Regions from separate parts of the Homo sapiens genome. Here all the other regions are linked to region 2. A link is a loop called in an ENCODE intact Hi-C map of the cell type or tissue named here. Cell type or tissue: endothelial cell of umbilical vein. All regions are shown on one strand.

Region 1 (8,000 bases), 98 kb before region 2:
AAGTGCTGGGATTACAGGTGTGAGCCACTGTGACCGGCCTATAATTCTCATTCTTTAGCATGGCCACTCACAGTCTGGCTCTTGTCCACCTTTGAATCATCTCTCATGATTTCCCCATGAGTAAGCTTTGCTTCTTGCAGTATCTATTTGTTCCATGTGCTTGTATGCTTTGGTGCAGTTCCTGATGCCTAGAACCTCCTTTCTAGGTTTGTTAAGGATCAGGTGGCTCGCAAAGCTTTCTGCAAGACAGCCTCAGCTAAGTTAGGCTCCCCTCCCTGCACTCCCCTCTGGTGTCCACAGCATCCTGTGTGTGAAGGCTGGTCTCCTTGACCTCCGCTCCACCAGACTGCAAGTCCCTTGAAGGCAAGAACTATGCCTTATTTCTCTCTGTTGCTCCTAGCCCAGTGTTGGGCATGTAAAGGGAGCTTGAAATATGTCAGCAAACATATGATTATATAGTAAAATCTCTTTGGGATTTATTTCCTACTGTTTTTGATAAAAAGACCCCAACTGTCCTTTGGGCTCCCCAGGATGTACAAATATGGAGACACACCATGGAGCAGTCTCCAGGCTTGTTTGTGGGTCATGAGAGATCCTGGTATTTCTCACCACTTCCAAGGCTCTGCCTGGCCCCTCTTCCCAGCACCAAGGTCTCTGGATTCTTTCTTTTTCTTTCTGTATTTTAGAATTATGCCATCACATAATCCTTATCAGTGAAAAGTTCTTTTTGGGTGTAAAAGAAACCATCAAGAAGTGGCAAAACAAACAAACAAAAAAAAAAGCAATATTAAAATCTTGGCCAGGCACGGTGACTCACGCTTGTAATCTTAGCACTTTGGGAAGCCGAGGCAGGCGGATCATATGAGGTCAGGAGTTCAAGACCAGCCTGGCTAACATGGTGAAACCCCGTCTCTACTGAAAACACAAAAATTAGCTGGGCGTGGTGGCAGGTGCCTGTAATCCCAGCTACTCGGGATGCTGAGGCAGGAGAATCACTTGAACCCGGGAGATGGTGGCTGCAGTGAGCCGAGATCGTACCACTGCACTCCAGCCTGGGTGACAGAGCAAGACTCTTTAAAAAAAAAATCTTATCTTCAAATTGCCTATGGAGTCCACGAGAATCCCAGGAAGATGGCACATAAATACTACTTCCCAGCCATGCATGTGACCACTGGAAAAATGCTACCCTGGACTGATATGGAGTCATTAATCAGGTGTCATGCAGTGGTCCAAAATGGCCCTTACGCATCTATAGTGGACTGAGGAAAATCACTCTCCATCCATGTCAGGCCATGACCACCCTGATCATTCACTGAGGCCACCTGGGCCTTGTCACAGCCACTGGCAGCAAAGGCAGCTCACTGTGCTCTTTCACCATTCAACAGCTGCTCCAGGAGAAGGTGTGGTAAGGAGGAGTCAGGCCAGAGGAAGTGAGAAGGAAATGAGAAGAGGTGATGGCATGGGGGTGAGAGATGGAGCAAGGAGAGGGAAGGAGGGGGTCAGGCCTGCTTTCCCCTTCTGTTGCCCTAAGCATGGCCAATCTGTTTCTCCTCTGTGATTTCTTTATCGTCTGGGCTGTCAAGGGTAGAATTTCCAGTTTTCTCTGGCACATATTATAAAGTATTGGGGACAGAGGAGTATTGAACTTGAAGCTCCATAAACCTTGCAAATTTCAGCCCATAACTGATTTTCTAATAGTGCTGTTAATGTTTTTTCCTTTCAAAACCCTCAATCAATGTTGATTACCAAAGGCTTCTGTGTCTCTCCAAAAATAGCTGAACTTGCTTTTTGGGGGAATGTTTGAATAAATATTTGCTCTTATATGATACTATACACTAAGTCTTTAAATAAAACTGGGTTTAAATGAAACCAAAGGGAAGAATCATAACCTTTTACCCTATGCCAGTCACCGTGCTAAGTTTTTTGTGTGCCTTATTTCATTTATCCTCACTTCACCTCTGTGAGGTAGCATCTACTGGTATTATCTCCTGATGGGGAAATGGATATTAGTGTGATTGAGTTGGTTTAGTAAGGCCACACAGATAGTGATGGAAAGAGCTGGAAATATCCTACTTCTGCATAACCAAGTGCTCCCAACCACTTCCCTAAATGAATATAGGTCAATATATATGTGTACATATATCAGTCCTCCTCACCCAGTACCAATTTTTATTGAACATGTACTATGTGCCAAGGACTAGACTAGATACCTTCCAAAGGTCTTCACATTTCATTAAAATAGCCACTCACTAGCTGAGTTTGTATACAACTATTGCCCCTTCTCTACTAAGAGATAACGTAACATGTTGATTTAATACTTGGACTTTGGTTTCAGACAGGCTGGGTTCAAATCTTGACTTGTTTATGTGCTGTTTATTGCATATTCTGGCAAGTTACTTAATTTCTCTGTGCCTCAATTACCTCTCTGTGACAACACATAAGAGTAGTATCCACGTTATGAGGTTTAAAGGACTTAAAATTTCAAGAATGCCTAGAACAGTGACAGATACCACCTAAGTTCTATAGGAGTTTGATTAATAAGTGAACTGGCTTTTAAAACATGGCTCAGGCTGCAAAGAGAATAGGGTGAATAGTGAACTCTTGCTAGAGAATAACTCCTGCAAGAAAGATATTTAAAAGAAAATGAAAAAAAAACTATCAAATTACAAAATCTATCACAAGTTTAAAATGAGAATATTACCCACATGTGTCTACGGAGCTGTGAAGTGTGAGAGTAATGAGCTAAACTGTCTAAGTTTATTCAAAAAACAAAAGTAATAGGTCTCTTAAAATGTTTAAATAACAATGGCTGGTGATACTGGATCTTGGTTTTGAGAGGAGAACACTGTTGTCCACTTCTGAATTATTTGCTTCCAAGATGTTTTTGGATTGTCTAAAACAGGGTTAATTATTTCAGCTAATGAGTGGATTATTTATTATAATTATTTATGCACTGCCAGGGGAACATGAGGTGCTTTCCACACAGGCTTAAGTTGCCAAGGAACACAGTTGACCCTTGAGAAATTAAATAACTGGAGGCCAGTTTTATACTGATACACATATGCATTATTGATGCAGGCTTTTATGAGACAGTCTAGAAATGTCTTGTGCCCTTTGAGTTGATCATGAAAATCAGGCAAGCCTATCTTGAAACTTTTGTGGGCATGTATTCAACCTTCTTCATAATCTATATTTAATTTCCTTGACAGTCATCTTTCCTCAGATTTTGCTTTTAATCCTTGCTATAAGAACCACTACTCATCAAAATGTCCATTTTCATAAGAGGTGGGAGGAAGGCTTCCTAGAGGGGAGTGTCTGCTTTGAAGGAGGAAGCAGAGGGTTAGAGAAATCAAAATATCAATTATCTGTAAGGTCGGCTGCTGCAGAGCAAAGCTATAAAACCGAGAGAGTTTACTGCAAAAGGGTGCCCCCTGCTGGGGACTCTTTGAACTGCACGGTCATCCGTTCTGAAGATTTAGCTCAGCTCAGCCCAGAAACCTAATGCAGCTGCTGGAGAGGGGCCTCCTTCCCCCAGCACACAACTCGTGGTCCCAGACATCTCTCCCAGATGTTTCTTTATGACCCGTCAAAATGTTTGCTAAATATCATCTGTTAATTTCCCAAACATCCTGGCTCTAGTTCTTTTATGTGTAACCTGATTCAAGATCTTAAAATAGCTGACAGCAAAATAAAATATAAAATAAAACATGAAGGTGCATTTGTCCTGAAACATCAACAAAGTGTGCTGTTCAGTAGGATTCCAATCTCAAAGGACATTTATTCATCACGATGGCAGACTGGTCAGGTGTTTGGCGATCATCCCTAGTCTTCAGCTTTTTAATCATGAGATTTTAAAAAATGTCACCATCTGTAGGGAGAGCTATTGGTCTCAACCTCAGTTTGTTGTGGTGGCAGTCACTCTCCACCCTCAGCAAGTACCTCACAGCAGGACTTTGGTGCAATTGTTAAGGAGGTAGCATTGCTGCTGTCAGCCTCTCTTCGTGGATGAGGTCTGGCAATTTCTCCTCTGAGGCTGGTACCAGGCTCCATTTGATGAAAGAATTCACATTCCTCCTAAGGACTGTTTGGATTGTAAGACGGGATTCGTGGATGGAAAAGTGCTTACTGCAAAAGGAGTTTCTAGTGATGAAATACTTTCATCTGGAGAAATGGAAATGGTGGAGCCCACCCATCAAATCACACACCAGGGTTCCTCTACCCCTCAGTGGATAGAGGATCAGTTGCCATGGCAACCAAACCTTCAGCAGTTGCCCTCCAGACAGTGTAGGCTGGTTCTGGCAGGAGGGCTGACGTCAGGAGGTGGGAGGAAGTGGGGAGGAAGTCCACCCTTGAGGCCAGGCTGCTCAGGCCCTTAACACACCCACAAGTCCCCTGGATAGAGGGAAGTAGGTCCAGCTGCAGCTCTGCTCCAGGAAGCTGGGAGCCTGCAGCTGGTCTGGGAACCTTTTGTGCTAAGGGAGGTCTGTGAAGACAAGCAGTCACTGATTATAGGATATTTCATCAGAGCAGCTGCAATTGATCAGCTCCTGAATCAGTGCCTCTCAGAAGGTCCACCCTTAGAAACTTCCCAAGCTGCGTGCGTCACACATTATCTGAAAGGCTCTACTACTGTCACAGTTGTTTTAAAGGGAAAGGCAACCTTAAACAAAAATTTTCCCCTAAGCAGCTGTTAGGATAGGTAACTGATTCTCTGTGTTCCGTAGACTAGCAGCATCATGTCACCTGGGAAACTGATGGAAATGTGCCCCATCCCAGACATACTGAGGAAGAAACTTTAGTATACGGCCCAGGAATCTGTGTTTGTACAAGCTCTCTGGGTTATTCTGATACACACTACAGTTTGAGTACCAAGGAAATGGGTAATAAGTACATAATTTCATTAATACAGGAATATATAATGGAAACGAGTTGGGTGGGGGGGAGGTGAAATGGTGAACCAAACCCTCTCTAACTAAGATGAGGCCACATGTAGGTTCTTCATGCACAGAACCTATTGGTTTCCTCTTCTTCTGGAACCTAGCCCATCTTTAGTGTCCTGTTGAGTCTGGACAGATAGCAGTACTGTCCCCATCTTTGACATCATTCTTATGGAAGACACCAATGTATTCAATGATGATCAGCTTTCTAGTGGAGTTTCCAATAGCCCATTGCAGGGAAACACAGGGACTGCCAAATTGCTCGAGAGCTTTCTAAAGCCATTCACAAGGTATCTCAAACCAGCTACATAAAGGAAAACTTTGGCTTCAGTAACTGTGATAGGCTTCAGAAGATAGTTGTAGGATGAGTGATCACAATGAACTATTATTAAGAGGCTGACAATTTTTTCACAGGGCACTGTGGTGTTTAGAAGGTTGTTTTGATCCTTATCTTTTTAGCCATTCGAAAAGTGCTTGGCCCAGGTCACTCTTAAAAAGGAGGACCTGAGTAACAGCTGCCCTTGATGGAGGGCTTACTATCTACTAAACCAGCACAACAATCCAACTTCTCACTCAGTTCTCACCACATCCCTATAAAGTAGGTGCTTTTAATTTCCCCTATTGAGCAGTGAAAGAAAATGAGCCAGATGAGAAGTAACTTGCCCAAATTCCCAAAGCAAATAAGGGGCCACTCCAGGATTAGAACCCTGAGTAGTCTGACTCCAGAGACCATGGAATTAACCACAACCTCCCTGAAGCCCTAGACCAAAGGCCACCTGCTTTCCAGATCTCTGTAGAAACCACCTCTTCCTCTGTATACCACTCCTAATATTGCCACTGATAATTTGCAGAATTTTACATTGATGATCTCATTTTATATTCACAACAGTCCTATAAAGTAGACAGCTGTATCAAGGTTCCTATGTTACAGATGAGGAAACTGAGGTTCCAACTAGCCCAGCAGCCTGTCTGAAATTATAGTTCATACGAGGCTGAGCCAAGGTTCAGACTTGGAAGCACATTCACTTTTGATACACTCCATTCACTCACTTAGCTCATCATGGCTTGCATCCAAATTATTTATGTTGAAATCTGTGGTTATCAGCTATTGATGGCAGACTTTCTGAGTTAGTAACCACTTTTTTTCTTTTAAATATTCAGGAGATGAGGACTTAGAACTTTTAAAAACTATTACTTATTTTTGTATTACAAAAGTGGTACATGTTTATAATAACATGTCAAACAATTTCAGAAGCCTGTTAACCTTTTTATATTCCCCATAGCACCCAATATGTTGCCCTGGCATAAAGTAGCTTTTTAGTAAATACAATGGATGTAATTAAATATTGAATTGGTTTCTCACACAGGCACTGAGTTTCCAAGTGTTCATTGAACACCAAAAATTGTGCTGGGGGGTTGTGGGGATGCAGCTGTGTCCTCTGTCCTCCCGGAGAACAGGTAATTCAGGTGACATGAATGGGGCAAAGGGGGAAGGGCAGGCCCTGGAGGAGACTGCACTACACAACCAGATTCTGAGATTTCCATAAAGGCTTCCCAAGGAACAATATGAGTGAGTCCACACCTGAGATACATGTCTGAATTCTGCTCGCTTACTCCATGTTATTAATTTAATCTGCGACTGAATCCCCCCATTCACTCATTATCCAACAAATATTTATTGAACACCTACTTCGTGCTAGCTTCTGTGCTTGGCCCTAGAGGATTTTGTTGTTATCAAATAACAGGTTTATTGAGATACAATTCATATACCATACAATTCACCCATATAAAGTGTACAGTTTGATGGCTTTTAATATATTCACGGAATTGTGAGCCCATCACAACAATCAATTTTAGAATATGTTCATCACCCCAACGAGAAATTCCACAGCCATTCCCCACTTACCCTCAAGTCCCTCTGTGCTAGACATCTATTAATCTGCCTTCTTTCTCTATGGATTTGCCTATTCTGGACATTTCGTATAAATGGACTCACATAAAATGTGATTTTTGGTGACTGGCTTCTTTTGGGCTGTGTTTTCAGATTCAGCAGTGTTGTAGCATGTATTAATACTGCATTTCTTTTCATTACTGGCTAATATTCCACTGTATATACCATTTTTAATTTATTCATCGGTTAATAGGTATTTGGGTTGTTTCCACTTTGTAGCAATTATGAATAATACTCCTATGAACATTCAGGTACAAGTTTTGGTGAGGAAATATGTTTTCATTTCTGTTTCTCACTTAGGAGTAGAAGTGTTGAGTCAAGCCCCCACAGGGTTATTGTAGGAAAGCTACCTGGGGGATATCAAGTCAACTAGCCAGAAATTCCTCTCTTAGGTGAGGAATAGAAATGTTTAACCATTGGAGAAACTGCCAGATTATTTTTCAAAACAGCTGCACCATTTTACGTTCCCACCAGCAGTGTATGAGGGTCCCAATTTCATCGCATCCTGACCAACATGTGTTATTATCTGTCTTTTCGATTATAGCCATCCCAGTGAGTGTGAAGTTGTATCTCCTTGTGGTTTTGATTTTCTGGGTAACCTGGAGAGTTTTGAGCACTGTGGTAACACAACTTGGCTTAGTTTTAAAAGAATCTGTTTGGCTAAGAATGAACTGTAGGGGGAAGAAGCAGTGGGGTCGGGTGGGGGGTTGGCGGAACTAGTTGGGAGGGTAATGCAATCATCCAGGTGAGAGAGGCAGGAGAAGTGTTGAGGAGTGATGGAATCTTGGAATCTGAAGAGCTCCCATGTAAGACGTGAGGGATTTCCATATTCTTTATAAGATTGGAAAGACAAGGATTCCATTGTTGTCCCTGGAAAACAAAGTAATGCATGAACCTCAGATTTTGTACTGAGAAAATGCAGTAAGAAGAGTGGTGAGCCTGAGAGCTCCTTTGTGATGGGATCTGTATCTGGATCAAATGCTTGATAGCATAGGGAGGGACTGCGGTGTTGAGCCTGGCCATGGGGTCTGCCAGAGAGCTTGCGCTTGAGACCTGGTTCCTGCACTCATGAGTATGGGTGACTTTGGGCACCCCATTTAAGACCTCTCTGC
Region 2 (8,000 bases):
CCTCATTACCTACTGAATTTGTTGTTTATGATAATATATCCTAAGTCTCATCTTAGAAAATAGTCTCAGACAGTTGCAAGATCAGCCTCATAAACAGAAACAATTGCAGTAACAATTCCAAACAGTGGTACTCACCTCCCAATTCTGCTTTTTTGTTAGTCTTTCCATTTCTGTGCATGTCACAAACGGACCCTAGTCGTTCATGCCAGAAACCAAGGAATCATCCTAACACCATCTTCTCTGTAACCACTTCTACCCATATTCATGAAACCATCAAGTCCTTTTGTTTCCATCTACCAAATACTCCTAGGGTCTTATGCTTCTCCCAAATTTCACAAGCACCACCCTAGTCAAAGCCATCATCCTTCTGTGACCTGCCTACAGCAATAAACACCTAGCTGGTATTTTGCATGAACTCTTCATCACCTCCATGTATTGTCTACACAGAAGACCTAGTGTCTTTAAAGACATGGGTTATAGTGTGTCCTTCCCCCTTTGCTCTCACTCCACTCACTTATTTCAGTTCTTTCCACATGATCATCCTCTTTCCTGCCATGGGACCTTTGCAAATACTGTTTCCTCTCTCTAGAACTTTCTGTCCTTTTCATCATCTGGCTAATTGTTCACTCACTTCTAAGGCTCCGGTTAAGTGTTATTTCCTTGGCCCCTCAAACTAAACTGAATCCTGTCATGCTCTTACAAATTTACCCGTTGATTTGTCAGCTTCACTTGTTTTACCTGATAAATATATAGTCATTTTTACAATTGTTTAATATCTGTCATCTCAACCAAAGTATGAGTTCCAAGAGGACAGGGACTGCATCTGAACCAACACAAGTGTGGACTGGCACTTGGTAATGTCTTTGATGGAGGAGGAGCTCAGGCTGCCGTAACAAATTACCATAGACCGGGCAGCTTAAACAACAGGAATTTTTCTCACAATTCTAGAGGCTGGAAATTCCATATTAAAATCCAGCAGGGTCAGTTTCTAGAGGGCTCTCTTCCTAGCTTTCAAACAGCCACCTTCTTGCTATATTCTCATATGGCCTTTCCTTGGTACATGTGTGTGGAAAAAGAGAGAAAGATCTCTCCCTCTTCTTTAGGACACCACTTCTATCATATTAGGGGCCCATTATGACTTCATATAACCTTAATTACCTCTTAAAAGCCCTATCTCCAAATACAGTCACATTGGGGGTTAAGGCTTCAACCTATGAACTGGGGATGGGGGACACATTTCAGTCCATAGCAGAGTCCAATAATATTTCTTAAAAATATGAATATAAAGCACAATCACTAATGAAAAATGACTTGCCTTACATTGACAGTTGTCTATTGTAGTTGGGTTTCATGAATACGGAAGAATTAATTTATTGAAACTTTGTATTCAATCATAATTATCTTAATAAACATTTTGTGTTTATTTTTAATTTTTCCTTTTCTGTCATCATTTCCCAGGTAATAGTGTGGTGTTGGCATCTGGATATGTATGTGGCAAAATAAAAGAGAAAACGTTTTTCAAAAGTTTATCAGAATTTAGGGGAAGTTTGAAAGTTAAGTTTCTTTGGCCACTTGAAGACAGTTTAATTCTAAAGTCCTTTTAATTCTGGTTGTGAACCTTACTTCCTCGTTGTGATGGCTAATTTTATGTGTCAACTTGACTGGGTTAAGGGGTGCCTGGGTAGCTGGTAAAACATTATTTCTGGGTATGTCTGTGAGAGTGTTTCCAGAAGAGATTAGCATTTGAATCAGTAGACTGAGCAAAGAAGATTCACCCTTACCAATATGCGCTGGCATTGTCCCATCTCTTGAGGGCCCAGATAGAAGAAAAAGATGGAGGAAGGATGAATTCCCTCTCTCTCTTTGAGCTGAAACATCCATCTTCTCCTGCCCTTGGACATCAAACTCCTGGTTATGGGGCCTTCAAACTCACACAAGTGCCTCCCATTCCCCATCCCTCAGTGACATCTTAGGACTCAGAATTAATTACAGCACTGGCTTTCCTTGTTTTCCAGCTTGCAGATGGCATATCACGGGTCTTCTGGGTCTGCATAATTTCATGAGCCAATTCCCATCATATATATATATATACACACACTATACATATATCCTACTGGTTTTGTTTCTCTAGAAAGCCCTACCTAATGCACTAGGCAAATCATTGGTAGGGAAATAATCCTGGCTCATTGGAAGTGCAACAGGAATGATAAGTCTGACAGATCATCCCATTGTTCATGCTTAGTGTCTATCCTAAAAGAAATACAATAAGAACCTCCACAAAAACTTTGACTGTACTTTGATACTCGCATTTATTTTCCAGAGTGAATACTTCCTCTGGGTTTATTTCCAGAGGCTGCTTCTTTTTGGGGGGAGGGGGAGGGGCGGTGCAGGTGTAGGGGTAAAGGACATCTACTAATTGTGGCTTCATTCCAACTAAAGAAATTCCTCACATCTATTAATGACAAACTGCAATACTGTTGCTGGACTAGAAAATTATCTGTTAGAGTCAGTACAGCTACCAGGGTTATTAAGGAGCACATTTGTTTTTTTTCCCCCTGAGTCAGTGCCCAAAAGACATTTTATGTAGCCTCAGCTATTTTGAGTACAGTTACACAACTGGCTTGAACTTATTTTGGCAAAATCTTAGTGTGTGTGTCATGGGCAATAAAAAATTCCTGGAAAATATGTGTTTTCATACAAAGTACCATTACTTACACTTTCTGGAAATTAATTTCGTGTAAATCACAATGAATGTTTGATCTATAGTCTCATATAGCTAGTTGACTCTGACCAGAGACTAAGTGGCTATATGAAGAGAAGTTGGTCCAGAGAGATGTCTCAAGGGCTTGCCTGAGGTAGTAGTTGAAGCTGTGAGCCACAAAAGGCATGCCTGTCAAGGGCTGGCCTCACAGCCTAGTTTGCATTCCATCTTTTGGTGTAGTACTTTGTCAGAATGTAGCAAGTAGAGAAATTCTGTTGTGCATACATTTTATGGCTCTCAGTGGTTAGGATCTGAACTTGGTAGACATTTCACAGGGCACAAGATGGTAAAAGATCCATAAGGAGAGCCTGGGTGGTAAGGGTCAGAGCTCTGAGTTCTAGACCTATGTTTGCTGCTGAGTGACTTGGAGGTAGTCTGCCGCTTACAGGCTCTGCGACCGTGGGCAAGCCATTTGACCTCCTCTCTCTCTCTCCATTTTCTCATCTCTAATAGGAATAATATGAGTGCCTGCTTTGTAGCGTTGTTTGAAGATTAAATGAGTTGATGCACAGAAAACACTGAGGATAATACCTGACGTGTAGTTGGCACTCGATGTTCGTTGCTTACCTCTTTTTCTGTTTTTTATTTTTTTAATTTATTACATGATTATCCCACTAACTTGCCTCCAATGATTGTGGTTAAGTATAAACTACTAATCCTGCCCTGAGAAATGTCTCATTTGATGAGACAATGGTTAGAAATGGTCATTTGATGCAATAGTTTATAACATAAGTGAGCAAGGAACTATTTTCAAATATGAAAACTTTTGGGCCATGTATTTCAACTCCTTCCTCCATTTTTTAAAATTCTCCTCTAGATGCTTACAAGGGGGTTAGTACCCCTTGTTTAGGCTCTCTCCTCAAAACTCCCTTCCACTCCAACTCCCTAGTTTTCTTTAACTTTCTCCCCCTTAGGAAAGTGAAAGAATAAGAGCTCCAGCTAGAGACGCTTGATTGAAATAGCACGGGCACACGGCAGCCTCCTCTGCAGGGCTTTGCCAGCGAGCCCCGCCCCGCCTGCAGATCCTGGGTATGCTACTGGGTACGGGAACCGACCCCTGACCGTGAGGCTCGGCATCGGGCCCTGGCTGTTCTGAAGATAAGGACGATCTCCCTCCGGGGTCCAGGCAGCACTGCCCGTCTTGCTATCCTTGGAGTCTGTGCCAAGTACATCAGGAAAATCTCTTTTTCATTGTTTGATTTTCCACGGGCTTTGAAAACGTTCCCATTTCATACAGCCAAGTCCAGAATTAAATTGGACTTCACTGATCTTTGCTGACAAAAAATTCCCATTCCACTTCCTGAGGCTCTTCCGCCTGGATTTGTTTATTGGCCTCATAGATGATGTTTCTGACGTGCGCCCAGAGCTCCTCACTCAGAGCCCCTTCACACACGAGCTGACCCTGCACACTGCTTTGTGATATAAATTATTCATCTGATTTCTTCAGCACTAGGCAGGCATGGCCGAGGAGAGCCTCGCTTTCCCAACGTGGAGTCATTGACGTTTTTCTGTTTTCCCGCGAGGTGGTTAGGGAATGATTAAAATGGACTTGAAGAGTCAATTTCTGTTGGGATTGTGGCTCGGCAGTCAGCAATCTGCTAGGGTGGTCTGAGGGCCAGTCATTACGGAAACACTGCCAAAGCTGTGTCTTCATACTTCTCTCTTTCCTTCCTACCACCCTGCCGTACCTAGAGAGGGAGAATGGCAATGATGTGAGCATTTTATGTTTAAAAACAACAGCAACAACAAACTCAACCCCCCAAATCCCCTGAGCTTGCTTTCAATTCCCCTCCCCCTCCTTATCGCCCACGCCACCATCAACAGTGACACCTAGTGGTCAAATATAAATTAGTCCCTTTATTCTGAATTGACTAGCTTTCTACAGAAAATAAAATTTCCTGTAGAAGCAAATAAAGACTGAGCTTTACTCCTTCCATGAACATAGAGAAAGATGGATTATTCATAATGAGAAGCTAAAATATATTACTTGGGAGAAGAGGCAAGTGCATTTTTTTTCTTAAGAACATATTGGAGCTTTGTATCTTAAAAAATAGTTTCTATAGACGAGTGCTTGGTTTTCCTTTCTTTAATGATGGCCACTTTAATTTTATTATAATTTTAAAAGTTAACAGCTGTTCATCAATGTTTTAAGTTTCAACACCTATAATTGTTATGTTTAAAGTATTTAAAAATGTATGATAGTACAAATCAGTCATTTGCATAATCCGTCTCAAATTCTTGGAACCACATTTACTGGCAAAAAATGGTTTCCACTTTAGTGATGTAGTCTCCAGAAACAGGTGAAAATTTTTATTTTAAGAATTTTTTTTTCGGTAAGTGAGGAAGCAAAAACATTTATATTTTTAATGAAATCTTTTAGTGGTTAAAAAAGAAAAACCTTGAATCTTCTTTTAATTTTTAAATAATTATAGAGTCACAAGAAATTACAAAATAGTACAGAAAAGCCCTGTGTACCCTTCACCCAGTTTCCCACAATGGTAACATCTTACATAACTGTGATACAACGTCAAAACCAGGAAATTGACATTGGTACAATTTGTGGAATTTATGTAGATTTCACCCGTTTACTTGTATGCATTTGTATGTGTGCATAGTTCTATGCAATTTATCACGTGTAGATGCATGAACCACCACTACAAACAAGGTAAAAAATTGGTTCATCGCCACAAAGATACCTTCTGCTACCCCTTTATAATATTGAAATATATGCTTGAGCCCAGGCACCTTGTCTGCGGCAGAAAGAAGGCATGTATATGTCATCATCGTCACACACATTTACTGAACTCTATGGGTCTGCCTTGTGTTAATTGCTTATGCAGTAGATACTACTTATTTTTTTAACAACTACATTAATTTAAAAGGACAACAGGGGAGAATTAATAAAAGAAGAATGATAACTCATCTAATGTCTTGCCCTTTAACACAGTGGTCCCCAACCTTTTTGGCACCAGGGATTGGTTTCATGGAAAACAATTCTTCCATGGATGGGGGAGATGGTTTGGGATGAAACTGTTTCACCTCAGATCATCAGGCATTATTAGTTAGATTCTCACAGGAGCGCACAACCTAGATCCCTCGCATGCGCAGTTCACAATAGGGTTCGCGCTCCTGTGAGAATCCAATGCCGCTGCAGATCTGACAGGAGGCGGAGCTCAGGTGGTAAAGCTCACTTACCTGCCGCTCACCTCCTGCTGTGCGGTCTACTTCCTAACGGGACGGTCCGCAGCTCCGAGGCTGGGGACCCCTGCTCTAACACACCAGATAGAGTTTTTTCCAACTCTGTTTTGTATTTGATACAGATTTAAATCAACAAATATTATTGGGCACTGAGCTGGGTGATGAAGGAATTACAGGTGCTGACAAAGTGCACTGCTCAGCACCAATCCTCAGATCTCAAGGTCCGGTCTTCTTCTGGGAACCTCAGACAGCCAAGGCCAGGCTCACTCTCTAGAGTCCCAAGGACAGGACCAGTTCCAGTTGAGAGGCTTGGCACAAGTCACTTCCGCTCTTTTCAACCCTCCTTGCTAGGTTTTTCTTAGACAATTTACTTCTTCAATACTTGAATATCTGAAAAGTCACACCATATTGGGTAATACAGATTATCAATGTGATTTGAATTAGCTACTCCGAAGTAAGGAAAACTGAAAGGCAGTTTAATGATTGTTTTCATCTGTCCAAGCAGGCAATCTGACAGGAGGAGATACCTAGAAGAACATTGGACTGGGAGTCAGAGATGTGCCCTAGTGTTGACTTTGGCACGAACTCACTTGTGATATGATGTGAACTTTGAGTGTCTTAGGTTTCCCATATGAAGAAAAAGAGGCTCAGCAGATGGCCAAGTCCTTTTCAGTGTTATCTTTATAAAGCAAGTGTTAAAAAGTTTCTTTATGGTATCAGCTTCTAAATATTGGGTAGGTGATAAAAGTTAATTAGAAATGCTCCACATGACTTAAAATAGACTTCTGTCTCAAAATGAATGCTTTAGAACTATGTATTCTTATAAATGTGCCCTGTAAGGTCTACATAAGACTTTCCTCTGGAAGTCACTCTCAATCTTGAACGTCTAATGAAATGTATTTATTAGTAAATGATGTGCTAATACATGGTATCATTCTAATGCAACGTGTCTGTTGAGCAGAAATCTCACTCGTGAGGAAATTGTGATGCTAAATTCCTGATGTAAATATGTCTCTTTCCAGCTGTGTGATCTTGGCAAGTCAGTTGGCCTTCTTGGGTCTTATGTGTCCTCCTAAGTTTGCTATCTAAATACAGAAATTTTCTTAGATATCATTCAGGAAATTTCTAGAGAAAACTGAAAATACAGGAAAACACTTTGTAGTCAAGGGCAAGTGAGACACTACGCCAATAGTATATATGTATATATTAGGAAAAAACCTTCAGATATATGGTTTGTTCTACATGCAAAAGAGAAATAGTCTTTCACAACTTTGAAATGGTGGTTCTCCCTCACATAGGATCTCAGGGCCATTGTTCACTGGGTAAGGCTCTACTCAGCCTACCCTGGTCCCTTCACAGGAAAGCCTGCATTGATTACCCACTGGCTATGCTGCACAGCCAGCTGTGGTCCCCGCTTCCTCCACCTCACTTCCAGGCTCCCGATAGAGAGGAGTCCCAGGCATTCCCGCCTGAGCCATACCTCCTGTCAGATCTGTGGCAGCATTAGATTCTCATAGGAGCACGAACCCTGTTGTGAACTGCACATGGGAGGGATATAGGTTGCAAGCTTTTTGTGAGAATCTAACTAATGCCCGATGACCTGAGGTGGAACCGTTTCATCCCAAAACCATCCCCCCAACATCTGTGGAAAAATTGGCTTCCAGGAAACCAGTCCCTGGTGCCAAAAAGGCTGGGGACTGCTGCTGTACAGGTCTCCATGATGTCCTGAGGTGCATAATTTGAAATAATTATTTCAATGTGCTAAATCTACTAAAATTTAGCACTTACTTTTAAGTAGTAATACTGGCAGTACCCTACTTTTGGACATAATGCATTTCCAAAAACGTGCTTGAAATTTAAGTGTGTAAAGATGGAATAAAAGACTCCATGTTTTAAGAATGGGGAATGTCCATTTCCAGAGTTAAACATTTTAATTGATTCTATGATTAGTTCATTCAGTCAGTCAATATATGTTAAATGAGCACATGCTATGTGCCAGGTACTATGCTAGGTATTGGGGAAATTGCAGGGAACAAAACAT
Region 3 (8,000 bases), 430 kb before region 2:
GGAGGCGGCGGTCCGGGCCGCGGTCCCAGCCCTGGCCCCAGCGGCCCAGCCAACGGGCGCCACTACGGGATTAAGCCTGAAACCCGAGCGGCCCCGGCCCCCGCCACGGCCGCCTCCACCACCTCCTCCTCCTCCACTTCCTTATCCTCCTCCTCCAAACGGACTGAGTGCTCCGTGGCCCGGGAGTCCCAGGGGAGCAGCGGCCCCGAGTTCTCGTGCAACTCGTTCCTGCAGGAGAAGGCGGCAGCGGCGACGGGGGGAACCGGGCCTGGGGCAGGGATCGGGGCCGCGACTGGGACGGGCGGCTCGTCGGAGCCCTCAGCTTGCAGCGACCACCCGATCCCAGGCTGTTCGCTGAAGGAGGAGGAGAAGCAGCATTCGCAGCCGCAGCAGCAGCAACTTGACCCAAGTAAGTGCAAAAGAAATTGCCCCCTGATTTATTGCTGAAACCTGTAAGGCTCGAATGTGCAAAACTGATAGTTTTACTAACCTATAAAAACGTCTAGACGCCTACCCAAGCCTAGGCGAACAACATGCATCCATAAAAAGAGCTTCCCATAACCACCTACCCTGGGCGCTCAGTTAGTACGGTAAACAGAGCGCGAGCATTAAGGCTTTTTATGATAATTCCCCACAAGTTGTGAAAAGCGACCATCCTTGGTGAAATTAATTTAACGACCTCTCTTCCCCACCCTGTGGTCTCTCCCTGCCTCCCCTCCTCTCCTCTCTCCCCGTCTCCAAACCTCCCTCTTTGTAGACAACCCCGCCGCGAACTGGATCCACGCTCGCTCCACCCGGAAAAAGCGCTGTCCCTACACCAAATACCAGACGCTTGAGCTGGAGAAAGAATTCCTCTTCAACATGTACCTCACCCGGGACCGGCGCTACGAGGTGGCCAGGATTCTCAACCTAACAGAGAGACAGGTCAAAATCTGGTTTCAGAACCGTAGGATGAAAATGAAAAAGATGAGCAAGGAGAAATGCCCCAAAGGAGACTGACCCGGCGCGGTGCTGGCGGGAGCGCTCAAGGGCAGCGGATTTGTTGTTGTTGCTGTTTTCCTTTGTGGGTGTTTGGTGCTTGATTTCCAGAAACTCTCCAGCGACTTGGACTTCTTCTTCTTTTTTTTTTTCTTTTTAGATAGAAGTGACTGTGTGGTTGGTCTCTGAGGTATTTGGGGGACTCTGTATTTGCTCGTTTACGTGTTGGAAAAACCAAGTGGCTTTGGGGTTTCGCCCTATCCCACTCCCTCTCTTTCCTGCTCCATTGGTTCCTTAAGAAATGCTATATTTTGTGAGTGCAAGCTGGCTTGGGGAGCCCTCTCTTGTGTAAATGTCCCCCATGTTTCTGAAAAGTGCTGTAGTTTAGTCCCCTCACCCCCAGCACTGCCCAAACAGGGGCCAAGTGCGCCCCAATTCCAAGAATGAAGGCAGAGCGACAACAGTGCGGACACCCCGGCTGCTAGCCCACGGTGAAGCCCGGCGGGGTTGCCCACCAGTTGCGAAAGCCCCCTTTCCTCAGGGAGCACGCGGGACCTCGGTGGAGATCTCCAGTGAGGCTTAGAGGAGCCCAGGGCCTCGGGCGGGTTGGGGTTTGTCCTCAGTGCATTGGACGCGCTGCTCTCTCCCCTGAAGGCTGGGCTCGCGTGGGCGGCCGCGGGTGGTGGCCCTCCCGGTTCCTGCCCGAGGACCAGTTGTAAATGTTACTGCTTCCTACTAATAAATGCTGACCTGATCAAATGGAGCCCAGACGCTGGCCCTAAACATTGTGTGCCTGCTTTCTCTGCCTCTCTGCAAAATATCACACTCAGGATATTTCTCCTCTACCCCTGGGAGTGAGACATTGTTAAAAATTCAGGGCCCTTCCACCTGACAGATCTCTCTGATGTGTCTCTGCCTTCTCTGCCTCACATCCCTTTGTGTAGGCAGATGCAGCAGCACAGACCCTGTGGGGGGACATTGGTGCCTCCCCAAGCCTGGTTCAAGGTCCTCCACGAACTCTGTGCTTGGGCCCAGTGTTAGCCTTGCAGAAGCGCCCAGAAGAGCCAGCAGGCCCCAGAAGCCAGGCACTTTCAGGCTGGGGCTTGGGTACACAGCACCCTAACCTTCCCTGGGCTCCTGAAGCCCCAGATGCCAAACCCCTCTCCAAACAAGGGAAAGGCCAACTCTACACTCTGGAGCAACTGTCCCAGCTCGGTGGGGCTAGCTGGCTCCGGGAGGTCCCAGCTGGTCAGGCTGTGAGCTTCTGCTCCTCCCCACCAAAGCCCCAAAGTGACCTTAGCGATCAAAATGGTCAAGGCTCTCCTCCCCAGCCACCTCCATTTCACCGCCCCCTTCCCCCCACCCAGCTTCTGTGTATGTTTAGCCCCCAGCTTGGCCCTCTGAGGGCTGCATTCAGGGGCTAAAATGAAGGTCATTGTAAGTGAGGGTTTGGGTGAGCACAGCATTTGCAGGCCAAAGAGGCAGCACTGCCAAGTGGCCTGAGCTGGGTGGAAGGTGGGGGCGGTGGCAGAGATCTTGGGGGATCCCAATGAAAGAGGGGACGCGAAGAAAAAGCATAGGGGGGCTGGGAGGGAAAGCCAAGGAAGGCCCAGATCCGGCAGAAGGTGCTGCGCACCCCTGCCACTGTGGCCAGCTGGGTACCTAGGGCTCTTTGAAAACAGGAAGAGCCGAGGTGTCATAAAGCCATCTAGCGGGCCAGACGTCTGGAGGTAATGAGTTTACGACAGGCCCAGTGCTTTGCTTTGAAACCATCTCATTTTGATGTTTGTGTTTGTGGGAGAAAAGGAAAAATGCAGACAAAACTGGGTCTTAAAATCTAGACAATAAAATATAAACAAGACTGCGTTGGACCAAGAAGGCAGGGGCATGGGAGCCCCCAGGTGAGGTGTGAGCACCTAGGAAGTAAACATGAAAGAGGTAGGAAGGAAGAGGTGAATGAATTTCTGATTTTTGAAATGAACCAGGTAATGGAAGTAGCCTAAGGAGATGGCATTTTACAATATTTTGACTATGACCACGGTTTAGCTGGTTCTTTAGAAACAAACAAACAAAAAAATTGGCCTGTTATCTGGGGATAGGGTGGTTAGTGATCTTAGGTCATTTACCCAGGTGAGAGTCTCCCAGAAGTGTGGTTCGCGGGAAAAGATGAAGTTAGATGCCTATTCACAAGAATCTCTGGCCCTCCACTCCAAACTTTGAAGCAAAATGTTGTTGAAATTTATGTCTATTCACTTATAAAAAAATACAATTGTTACACCTAAACTGGAGGAAAGCAGTTTTGAAGATGAGTAAAAAGATTAACCTAACAGGAAACACTTAAGCCAATTGAATAGTCATTGCTTTTAAAAAAAATTCTAGTGGAATGCTTAGTTCAATGACTTTTGATATATATTTTTAAAATCCCATTTATTGTCCATAGAAATTCCAACAAACAGAAGCGCAAAGGGACTTTCCAGACAGCCACTCAGAGATCCAGCAAAAAGCTTTTGATTTGGCTTCGATTCCCCCCAAAATCGGCCACCTAAGTGGGCCCCAAAGCATTAAAGTTACAGTGTTAAAGTAGCAAATATTCATGATTTAATCCTAAAAGTAACAGCTGTAAGAGAAAAACAAAAACATAACAATACTTGATTTCTGTAATTTCTTGGTTGCCAAAGTGTCTGGTTCCTCTGGAAAATAAAAAGCCTCTTGGCAGTTGATATTTAGAAAGTTGTAGGTTTTGTTAAATCTAGCCTGTCCTATAATTGTTTTAAAAGGCACAGCTGGGCGGTTACAGCATGGGGACTTTTGGTGTCTGGCAAAAGAAGGGCTGGAAGCTTTTGGAAAAGACACTACTGGAAGCTGTTGGGAGCACTGATTAGAATATCCTAGGCATACAGGAGCTCCTGCTTGCTGCTCTTGACTTGTTGACAGTCACAGGAATGAAGCATTATTAGTGTCAGCAGTCCAAGCCCCAAATTGAAGAACGAGATTAGAATTGGTTTGAGATGAATAAAAATTAAATTCAGTGGACTGGAGGTGGCATTTGGCCACTAGAGAGCGCTGTTGCTCCACTTTCTGATCTCGTAAAGCTGGAATTGCGGCGGAGAAAGGTTTTGATTAAAAATATTAACAATCTTATTTTTAATCCGAAATTAGGATAATTTTAACCAAAAATAAACAAGGTGTACTATTAATTTCTGTGTTTGCTGGGCATAAAATTTTGGCTCGATCATGGCTTCAGAAACTTTGGACTGTGGCACAGCTGAAACTATAAAACATGATAAATTAATGTATTATATCAAAACAGAAAGCTGTAAAAAGCATAGATCTTTTCTTACTAAGTTAATCGCGCTCTTTTTCTACTCATATTATAAACGGAATGCTTAAATAAATGTTAAAAACTGTTTTGTCCCAAGAGGAAATGTTGTAACGTTTTCTAAATTTGGCCTGAATGTCTATAAATGAATTTTCTAGTGTTCATTTTTCTTTTATTCCCCCGAGGAATCACACAGTTCTACAAGATGCCTGGTATTGTTGAGATCCAGGCTCTTTCATTTTCCCCCCCCCCATTCCATTCCAAAATCCACTCATTTATCCAGGGTTCAAACACACACACACACACACACACACACACACACACACGCCAAACTGAAAAAAAGGGGCACAATTACAAAGGTAGCTCCAAGGCTTTATTGACAATAATAATCTTTTAATTGGGCATTTGCAAGATTGAAGGACAAATCCTTAATTGTCAGAATCAATTCGTTCGCCTTCGGATTTAAAGAAAGTCATTATACTTGGCAATAACCAGCAGAAAAAAAACCCCACAAAAACAAACAGCAACAACAACAAAAAAACCCTTGCTCTCCACCACCCCAAGTCTGCACTCCTTACTAATTTAAAAATTAAATAAAGCATGCCTCTGTCATCTCCAGATTCATTAACGATTCCTTTACCTTTCAGTCATTCCCAGTAGAAATAATTGAGTCGGACATTATCACCTTGCTATGTCTGTCCATCTCGATCTCATTTTCTCCATTTGTAAAAATGATATTTCAGTCCACCCGGACACAAGTCAGGATCGCGCTCGCAGGCTGGGCCAACCCACAAGGAGCTAGGGGTAGCTGAAATCGCTCGCCAGCCTGCAGCATCTCTGAGGCCGTCTGGGGTTTTCGGAAATTTGCATTTGGTGTGGAAAGCCGGCGTGGTGCGTTTAGCTTGAGCAGGGGCGCCTTGGAGGTCTATTTCCAAGGCTGTGGGCCTGGCGCCCTCACGACATTGTACCTATCCCGAAGGAAACGGGGCTCAGTCACCCAAAGAGCCCACGAGAAAGGCCGAGCAGGAGAGGGGAAAACACACACACACAACAGAGAACCATTGCATTTATTGGACATTGAAACGGGAGCAGAGAGGGAAAGGAAGTGTGTGGGGAGGCGGTTGGTAGGGTAAAGCCAGACAGCTTTGGAGAGAGCTGCTAAAATCGGGAATATTTTGTCGATTCACACTCGACTGGGCCACATGACTCGGGCAACTTTTCTTCATCTCTGCTCACAAACTAGGCTGAGCCTTCTCTTTCTCTGCTTTGGGAAAAATTCGTAACTTTGAGGCCTGCGCGCTCTCTCGGCAGTAATTTCACAGGCTTGGCGGAGGAAGTAGGATCGTTAGCATAAGATGGGCCGCCTGCAGCTGCCTGGAACCGGCGCGATCTGAACGCCGGCTGGGAGGCTCCTGGGGGGAACTTGCGGTCGTCTGCCCTCCGCACTCCTCCGGGAACCGCAGCCGGCCCTGGTTCGCTGCGCGCCGGGGCTGAGACCCGGGAGCCGCGTCCTGCCCGAGGAAATGTCACCCTCCCCAGCGCGAGCCCTTTTTCCCGCCTCAGAACGTTTCTGTCCGCTCTTCTATTTACTCTCTCAGCAAGCCTAATGCCCCCTCCTGCATTCTTCAGCCTCCCCCTGCGCCCAGGGCTGACGTCTATCAAGGGTGAAATGATGGAAACTATATTCATGGGCATGATTTCCATTAAATATCAATTAACCTGAGAGCCTCGGCCAGGCTTGCGGTGCGTCAAGGGTAAATGTACATCTCATTTCCACAGGGCCCGCTCGGCTGGAAAAGAAAGGCTTTGATTTGCTTTGATAACGCCAGGATCTGGGGCCACACTCGCGGCTTTTAATTAAACCACTTCGATATGCCCCAACTCAAATGCACGGTCCGGTCCGTCAACACCTCTTGTCCACGTTCCCTGGGCTGCACCCGCGTGTCCAGAGCTGCAAAAGCCACGGGCAACCTCTGCTTTTGCAGCCAGGGGCTCGGGGAGGCAGTCATTTGCTCCGCAGCCTCCTGGGAGTGGCCTCCTTGGCTCCCCCAAGTCTAAGGCTCCGCCGCGGCCCCTCCCTGCCGGCTGCGATCCGCATTCCCGCGGCCCCGGGGCACACGGAGCCCTTGGCAGTGCGTCTTTATGGGCCCCCTTTAAGGCCGGCGGAGGCATCTCGGGCCGGGCGCGGCGCTCCGTCCGTCGGCCGTAGCGACTGAACTGCGCGCGGATCCCTCCGCGGGGCTCCTCGTCCCCGTCACGCTGACTTTCCGTGCAGTGCTGTGGTGCGAAAATGCCTCGCCGGTGCGCACCGGGTCGGCAGCCTCGGCGGCGGGGGCGAGATTGGCGGGAGGGGGGCGCGGGGGGGGCGCGGTAAGAGGTGGCGGCGGGCAGAGGGTGTTTTTTTTCTTTTCCCTCCAGAGCCGGGGTTTGTAAACCGAGGCCAGAGTGTCCCCGTGGGCCGAGCGCACTTTTTTCTTGTCCGGGTGCGCTCAGTCACTGGTGCCTGAGAGGAAACAGTGGAGGCAGCGGGGCAGGTCGCCTGGGGCGTCGGCGATTATATTGCGGCCGAGCCGGGGCGCGCCGGGAAAGGCCGGGAGGGCGGCGGCGCGCGGGGGCTGGGCGAGGCCCCGCGACCCGCGAGGGAGGCGGCGCGAAGCCGAGGCGGCGGGCGCAAGAGCCGGGCATGAGCGCCCAGTAGCTGAGCGCCCGCGGCTGCCTGGCCTCAGAAGCGACGCGCGAGCGCGGGCGGGCGGCAGCAGCGACGTAGCCCGGCGGTCCCGGCGGCGAGAGCAGCCGCCCCACAGGCCCCCGCGGCAGTGCGGCCGAGTCGAGGCTCGCTCTCTGGCTGCTTAGCGCCGCCCGCCCGCCCGGGGCCGCCGCCGCTGACGCCCCAATGAGTTCGTACTTCGTGAACCCGCTGTACTCCAAGTACAAGGCGGCGGCTGCGGCGGCGGCGGCGGCGGGCGAGGCCATCAATCCCACTTACTACGACTGTCACTTCGCGCCCGAGGTCGGCGGCCGTCACGCCGCCGCCGCAGCAGCCCTGCAGCTCTATGGCAACAGCGCCGCCGGCTTCCCGCACGCGCCCCCGCAGGCGCACGCGCACCCGCACCCGTCCCCGCCGCCCTCCGGGACTGGGTGCGGCGGTAGGGAAGGCCGGGGCCAGGAGTACTTCCACCCCGGCGGGGGCAGCCCGGCCGCTGCCTACCAGGCCGCCCCCCCTCCTCCTCCGCATCCTCCGCCTCCGCCGCCACCTCCCCCCTGCGGCGGGATTGCCTGTCACGGGGAGCCCGCGAAGTTTTACGGATACGATAACTTACAGAGACAGCCGATTTTTACGACCCAGCAAGAGGCCGAGCTGGTACAATATCCTGACTGTAAATCGTCCAGTGGTAATATTGGCGAGGACCCAGACCACTTAAATCAGAGCTCGTCTCCTTCTCAAATGTTTCCGTGGATGAGACCACAAGGTTGGGATGCATTTTTTTTTTAAGAAGGGAGAGGGGGAGAAATCTGCTTTCATCTCACGTTCTGGCTTTAAAACTCCCGTTCCCTCTCCCCCTCCTTTTCCTTCTTGTGTAGCCACAGTGGCTCTTATTCATAAAGTAATACAGACTTTTTTTAAAAAAGTAGGAACCATGTAAAGATGATGGGGACAGAATAATTGTGAAGACCTCTCTGCTCCTCTTGCCTGCACACCCTA

What was found. Peaks named below come from ENCODE experiments on the same cell type or tissue, not always from the same donor. Only the 100,000 strongest peaks of a DNase experiment are listed, where the experiment ranks them.
Region 1: it touches region 2 in a loop (9-fold over the local background); 74 of 110 quality-filtered maps call a loop at or near these places.
Region 3: a loop joins it to region 2, with 9 times the contacts of the local background. A loop is called at or near these places in 44 of 110 quality-filtered maps.

What each region holds. Positions count from the first base shown.
Region 1 is chr2:176,451,677-176,459,676 of GRCh38, forward strand. No RefSeq gene overlaps it. Among named protein-coding and RNA genes, the nearest start is that of NRAL, 52 kb to the right of the region's middle. RefSeq lists silencers at 3,265-3,559, 3,476-3,525. In endothelial cell of umbilical vein, a CTCF peak has its summit at 3,455 (motif pointing left); a DNase peak (open chromatin) is centred at 3,435.
Region 2 is chr2:176,550,059-176,558,058 of GRCh38, forward strand. No RefSeq gene overlaps it. Among named protein-coding and RNA genes, the nearest start is that of NRAL, 46 kb to the left of the region's middle. RefSeq lists an enhancer at 4,423-4,717 and a silencer at 5,803-6,097. In endothelial cell of umbilical vein, a CTCF peak has its summit at 4,577 (motif pointing left); DNase peaks (open chromatin) are centred at 3,863 and 4,383; H3K4me3 peaks cover 664 bases; H3K27ac peaks cover 1,088 bases.
Region 3 is chr2:176,123,177-176,131,176 of GRCh38, forward strand. It overlaps HOXD9 (homeobox D9), which reads left to right. Exons shown (of 2, transcript NM_014213.4): 1 at 1-409; 2 at 758-1,761. The coding sequence ends at 999. It overlaps HOXD8 (homeobox D8), which reads left to right and starts at 6,529. Exons shown (of 2, transcript NM_019558.4): 1 at 6,529-7,767. The coding sequence starts at 7,191. LOC100129455 (a long non-coding RNA gene) reads right to left here and starts at 7,352. Exons shown (of 1, transcript NR_187615.1): 1 at 4,649-7,352. In endothelial cell of umbilical vein, a CTCF peak has its summit at 4,042 (motif pointing right); DNase peaks (open chromatin) are centred at 4,045, 5,875, 6,395, 7,705 and 2 weaker places; H3K4me3 peaks cover 3,313 bases; H3K27ac peaks cover 2,767 bases; H3K27me3 peaks cover 457 bases.